Linked DNA regions of Mus musculus: region 1 is linked to region 2. A link is a contact called in ENCODE Hi-C or POLR2A ChIA-PET data. All regions are on one chromosome and are shown on one strand. Each heading gives the region's core, a stretch centred on a gene start or an enhancer-like site at or near the end of the contact. The rest is flanking DNA. Distances are from core to core; before and after follow the strand shown.

Region 1 (3,017 bases), core at 446-2,945, 350 kb before region 2:
CCAGATACTCAACTGTACAGACCTGGTCCACTGCAAGGATGGCTGTGTCTCAAAATGTCTAATCCCCCACAGATGGCCTTCAGAGACATCTGGTAGCCTCACTCCCCAAAGCCATCCACCTCTGTCTGTTGTGCATATGAGTGGCTAGAGAGTTAATCTGTCTGTGATCTTGGATCTTCACTGAACATTCTTGCCCTCAACAACTACTCTCCTTTCCAGATGGTAGGGACTGACCTGTTCTCCCAAGTTGCACCCCCTCCCTCCCCCCAGCTTTTTCTCCCTCTTATCTCTACTTGAGCTATTTGAAGAGATAGCCCTTCCTAGGGCAAGGGTCATGTTAAACAGGTGGGCATTTTTGAGGGCCCTAGGAATGACATTTTCAGCTTTTGACATACAGCTCAAGATGAACATTTACGAAGACTACCTATGAGTAAAAGAAACTGGAATTTTCTAAGATCCTATCACTTCGTGAGGTAGGGCAAAAAAGAGTACATGGAGGGAAATGAGCTTTAAGGAGCCTCTTGGACTCTGGACAAACTCCCACTTCAACCAGCACCACTGTTGCTCAAACCAAGGGGGCTGGCCCCAGCTGGGCACTATGCCATGGGGGATGGGGACAGGAACACTTAACTACAGTGCTTCCAAACCGTTCTCACAGATTCCCGGAACGCACGCAAAGGATGCCTTCTCCTTCCCGGTGATTCCCAGTCTACTGAACCACTGGAACAGCCAGCGGCCACCCGGGACTACACTGCCTGGTGAACGCCCCCCAACCGGCCTCCGGCCATAGTCGCTCCAGGCTATCTTGCTAGTGCCACGGAGGCCCTCTCTGGGCTCCAACCCTGGGACGACCTCGTCGCTCAGGCGCTCCCCAGAGCTGCAGACAGCCGGCAGGTGCGCGCTATAAGCGCGCCACGGAGCGCCGGAACCACCAGAGCCGCTGGAGTCTATGGCCCGGAAGCCTGGACAGGAGACTGCAGCTGCGAAAGTGGCGGATCACGCGCGTATACTCGCCGCCACAACCAAGCCGGGGCCGGGGCCGGGACCCCAAGGGGACCTGAGGAGGCTGCGCCGGAGGAACCGCCGCGGGAGCGCGCTCGGGGAAAGGGCGGAGGGCGCTGCTTACCCAGCTCGGCAGTGTCTGTCTGTCCCTGCGTCCCCTCTTCGTCCGCTCAACTGGCGGTTGCCCAGGGCAGCGTGCGCCCAGTCCTGCCTGACGGGAGTCACACTGGCAGCCAGTTCCACATGTAACCCAGGATCATTAAAATCCTCGGCCCGCGCCGGCCGCTTGCCTGTATTCCTGGGGTGGCCCCCGAATGGTTCCTCGCGTCTTCGTCCCAGTCGCTTGTGCGCAGGGACCCGGTTGTGAAGGGGCGTGGGGTCCCGCAGGGTCCCTCCGGGGCGGCTCAAAGCCGGGTGTCTTCAGTTTTCTCCAGCACGACTTTCCGGGCTGCTCTGACATCAGCGATCCCGCGCTTCCTTCCCTTCTGCTCCTGGCTTGCTCGGCCCTATTTCCTCCAGGAACCGCTGCCAGCTCTGTCTGCGACCGGGCCCATAAGCTCCCCGCGGCTCCACGGCTCACGGGTCCACCAGATCTGATCGCTCGTCTTCAGCTGAAGGATCCCAGCAGCTGCTCCAGCCGCCCCCACTCGGCTCTGCGCGGACAGTGCTGCGCGCAGCGCGGCTCAGCTCAGCTCCGGTGGCGGCGCCCTCAGCCGGCCTCCTATATTACCGCTCAGCTCATTATCATAGAGGCCGCGTTAACCCCCTCCCCGCCCACGCGCCCCGCCCGCGCAGACCGAATACCCTAGCTGGTCCACCCAAGAACCCGGCAGAGCTACGGCTCTGCAGGCGTTCTGCTCGCTCAGTTTGGACCACCAGACACTGTCAGTAGTCAAGGGCCCAGAAAGGTTGTACCAGGGTCTAGGGACTCATGTCTTGGGGCCTGGTAAGCCAGCTGGCTAGGCTTCGGGAGGGGATCAGAGTGATGAGAGCACCCCATCCCCTCGCGTGGCGTCACCTGTCACCAAGCAAAGCCTCCCCTCCTTTCTCTTCACCTGTGAGCTAGGGGTGAGTGTGGAGGGACATATATTACTGATGGGCTTGAGATGGGGTGTCGGATTTCGGAACAGCAAATTTCTCTACCCTACAAATTCTAGAAAGCCAACGAGCTGTCAAAAGAGGTTTGAAGTTGTTGATAATTATTTCTACATTTTAAAGAGGAGTCTGGCTTTGCATCTCCGGTTTCCTGTTCCATTGGAAAAGGAGGTAGGGGCTGACTCGGGTGGGTGCTGTGGAAACCATAGTACCAGGAGCGTTTGCATTATCCAGACCCGCGAGCCCGCCTCGTACTGGAGGCAGAGGGTAATGGCTAGAAGATTAAGACAACTTTAATATCCCCAGAAAAGAGGATTTTTCAGTCCTGGTTGCTTCCGCGCTCACGGGTCTTGATTCCTTGGTTCGTAGTCTGTGAATCTGCAACTGCGGCTACGGCTTTCCCGCGAGGGCCTGTGCAAGCTATACCCCTGCAAGGTCTCAGGGTCTTCGAATTCCCCGATGGAGATTGAACACACCGAGTTTACTCAACACATCAAAGTGTCTGACAAATGTCCCCTACTGCCCTCTTGTGGCCATACTCTTCACCGGTATAAAAAGAAAGAGGGATGTGGGATGCTTCTGAAAGCATATAAAAACAGTTGACTGAATTCTCAGTAGGAGAGAGAGAGAGAGAGAGAGAGAGAGAGAGAGAGAGAGAGAGAGAGGAAGAAGAAGAAGAAGAAGAAGAAAGAGGAGGAGGAGGAGAAGAGAAGAGAAGAGAAGAGAAGAGAAGAGAAGAGAAGAGAAGAGAAGAGAAGAGAAGAGAAGAGAAGATCACTTTCATCAACTATATTAGAGACACGGGATTTTGGGATGTAGAGTTGGCTGTTTGGTAGTTTGGTTGGTTTGGTTTTCTTCACTATGTATCTCTGGCTGTCCTGGAACTCCTTACTACAAACCATAGTGGCTAAGACCTCACA
Region 2 (2,896 bases), core at 288-2,787:
CTTGCTTGAACAAATTACTCTTCTTCCTTATCAAGTTGAGCCAGGGAATTGCTTGCATAAACTACATGAGTTCATTGCAGGAGGAGTTTGGCTGTGCCATGTGTTGTGGGGTTTGGTCAGTTATTAGAGCATAGAAGGCAGAGGAGGAAGAGAGAGGCACACACTACCTAGGAACTGCCTGAGATGCTTCTCAACTCCACAAGTGCCAGCCTTATCCCTCCCCACACACACACAAAGACACACACTTAGTAACAAAGTTATCATTCATTCATTTATTCCTAATTACTTACTCAACCTCTTTTCGTTCATGCCTAATTCACACAGCTTTTATGTTTATTTAATCATTCCTCATTCGTTCCTCTTCCACTCTGTTCTTTCTCATTCTCATCTACTCATGAACTAACCAAACATCTGTTCAGTTGATAGACAATAGGCTGAGCATCTAATACAGGGCAGGCATCATGCTAGAGACGAAACCAGGGAACAAGTAATCCCTAACACTAGCATTCACAAGTGTAGGGGCTCACTGTAAAATAGCTCTGGAACTTGGTTGTCGTTTAATGCATACTTTAGGATTTCCAGGTAAGAGTGGCAGGATTTATCTATCGAAAAGTATAGAAATATCTGAAAATTAAATAGATGGGCACATAACCCTTTAATTTTCAGTTCAAATAGTGTTTAAGTTCATCTTGTCACATCATGCCCTATTGCCAGTGACCAGCCATACTGTCTGAAAGAAGGAAAAATGTTTTCTAGAATTTTCACAGATTATTTCCCACTTGGACAATTCATCTAAGAGGTGTGGCACATTGTGCATTTTAATTGAATGGAGATATGGTTATTGGTTCTGAAGTTATTGTTCCATAAGTAGGAGAAAGCAGGGGAGAAAAACTGCAGAGAAGCCAACATGGAACCCTGTTATTGCTGTCCCACTGAGATAACCAATCGTAATCAATTCATAAAGATGCAATGCATGCTTTCATTAAGTTACTTGAACTGATTGCTGTATCCAATGTAAAAAGCCACCTGTACTTCAACCCATTACATCACTGCTCCTACTTTTGTACATTTTAAAAATGTAGATAGATGTCTACCCACACTCTAAATACTACAACCCTCAACATCTTATTAAATCTGCTGCAAACATGACTTCCAAATCACTATGTTTATCCCTGTCCTTCATACCCAACTTTATACCCATTTTGCAAACATGGTTTGCATGTTTGACATCATGATCTTTTCTATACTCCACTTAGTCCTTCTGGATGGGAAGTTCTCAGTGTGGGCACTGTGCCTTATACATCTTTTCAAAGCCTGCAGTCCTTTTTCAGTCTCTGACCAGTGCTCACTGAGCACTTAATAAACAGATGTAATGGAAGGGAACCCAGGGGGAAGTTAGATTTATTTTCTAGAGATGTAAAAGGGAGAACCAGATAGACAGAAAAAGTCTCTGGTACCAAGTCATGAGAAACAGTGATCTCTCTTGGCAGGTTTTGCTTAGGGCTGACAGCACCCTGTGGGATGAGAGTCTATAGCTGAGGATAAGAAACTTGGAAGCTAAAAAGTTGCAAATGCAGAGATGATCTATGCAGATAAACTTACAATTTACTCAAATAATATCTTCATATCATAATAATAAAGAAAAGAGAGTCTGACTCTAAGACCAGGAATGGTCATTCTTCACATGAGAGACTGATGGCTCATGGAATGATTGCTGGCTTGAGTTACTCACAGTCAGAACTTGGGGTTTTATATCATTATCTCACAGCAGCAGCCTGGACCCAGAAAGGCTAAAGTAACTTAAAACCCAAGAGTGTGTGGGAGCTATAAAGAAACTGGTGAAATATATTTGCAACTGAGCAAATCTCAGAACTTCTTGTGACATTCAAGACTAAGGGAGTGAGCCAGACATGTCCCATAAGTAGGTGTGGAAGATACTTGTGCAATATGAGCTAGAAGTGAAATGATGGGGAAGTGAGAAGTTCAAGTTTTATTTTGGGTGAAGAAATGAGAGAGTGAAACTTCTTATTCCAGGGCTAGAAAAATGAGACAACATGGTGTTAGTCCTGAGACATTTTTTGTCTACTTGACTGGGTCTGTCCCCTTTCTTCTTTCCCTATTCAGATGAGGTTAACCAACACCCTCCCTCTTGCTTTCTATCTTTTCTTTTTTCATTTCCTTTTTCTCTTCCTCTTTGTGAAGACTTCTACATTCATAAAATGAAGTGGATAGTGCCTTCAAATTGATGACTTGTGGACCCACTAATTTATGTTTCAAAAGAAAGTGCAAGTTCAGTTTGAGGGCAGAAGGACCAGAGTGGTGCCCTGGAAGTGGACTGGGGAGCATCTGTTTCTCAGGTAAGAACATAGAGCTAGCATGATACAATTTTTACAACTTAAACTCTCAGCTTCTGTGATGCATCTGGCTGTTGACAGCACATTTCTTTGTCTCTATTGAACTGTTGGGCATATGTATAAAATGATGATGTAAGACCACAGGAAACAATTTCTAGGTGAAACATACCATGAATAAAGTAATGGCTCTGAGTATTTCTAAAAAAGAATTTGACGGGCATCCCTTCCTAATGTGTACACTTCACAAGAATGTCTGTCCAACTAGGTTCCAATCTAAGTGCATCCACATTCTTACCCTGAGTATCTCTTCTTTAGAAATTTTTTTTCTAGCTTAGAATGGTATGGGGATGAATGATGCCTAATGGTCCTCTTAGACATTCTATTTGTTGACTTTACACATAGACTAGTGAACAGACAGCAATCTGGGAATCACTGGAGACTTGGCAACCATACAGATTTGATCATCATAGGTCCTGCTGTTGATGTGCGGGGAACCTGCAGTCCTCACAAATTCTGAACCACACAGAAGTACATTGCTGAGT

Evidence for each region. Hi-C counts contacts between places; a loop is a spot of excess contacts on that map. ChIA-PET counts read pairs that join two places held with the same protein, here RNA polymerase II (POLR2A).
Region 1: a map of left cerebral cortex shows a loop between it and region 2 (3-fold over the local background). The contact joins the promoter of Plxna2 here to the enhancer-like site in region 2. A Hi-C loop is called at or near these places in 3 of 37 maps with a recorded cell type or tissue (heart and left cerebral cortex). POLR2A ChIA-PET finds 5 or more read pairs at or near these places in 1 of 5 experiments (embryonic stem cell).

What each region holds. Positions count from the first base shown.
Region 1 is chr1:194,618,507-194,621,523 of GRCm38, reverse strand. It overlaps Plxna2 (plexin A2), which reads right to left and starts at 1,695. Exons shown (of 32, transcript NM_008882.2): 1 at 1,127-1,695.
Region 2 is chr1:194,267,197-194,270,092 of GRCm38, reverse strand. No RefSeq gene overlaps it. Among named protein-coding and RNA genes, the nearest start is that of Gm31988, 13 kb to the right of the region's middle. Within about 2 kb of position 1,537, at least 1 of the 3 ENCODE cell types and tissues checked has a DNase peak (open chromatin) inside an H3K27ac peak, as active enhancers do; it is left cerebral cortex, where a contact is called at or near this core.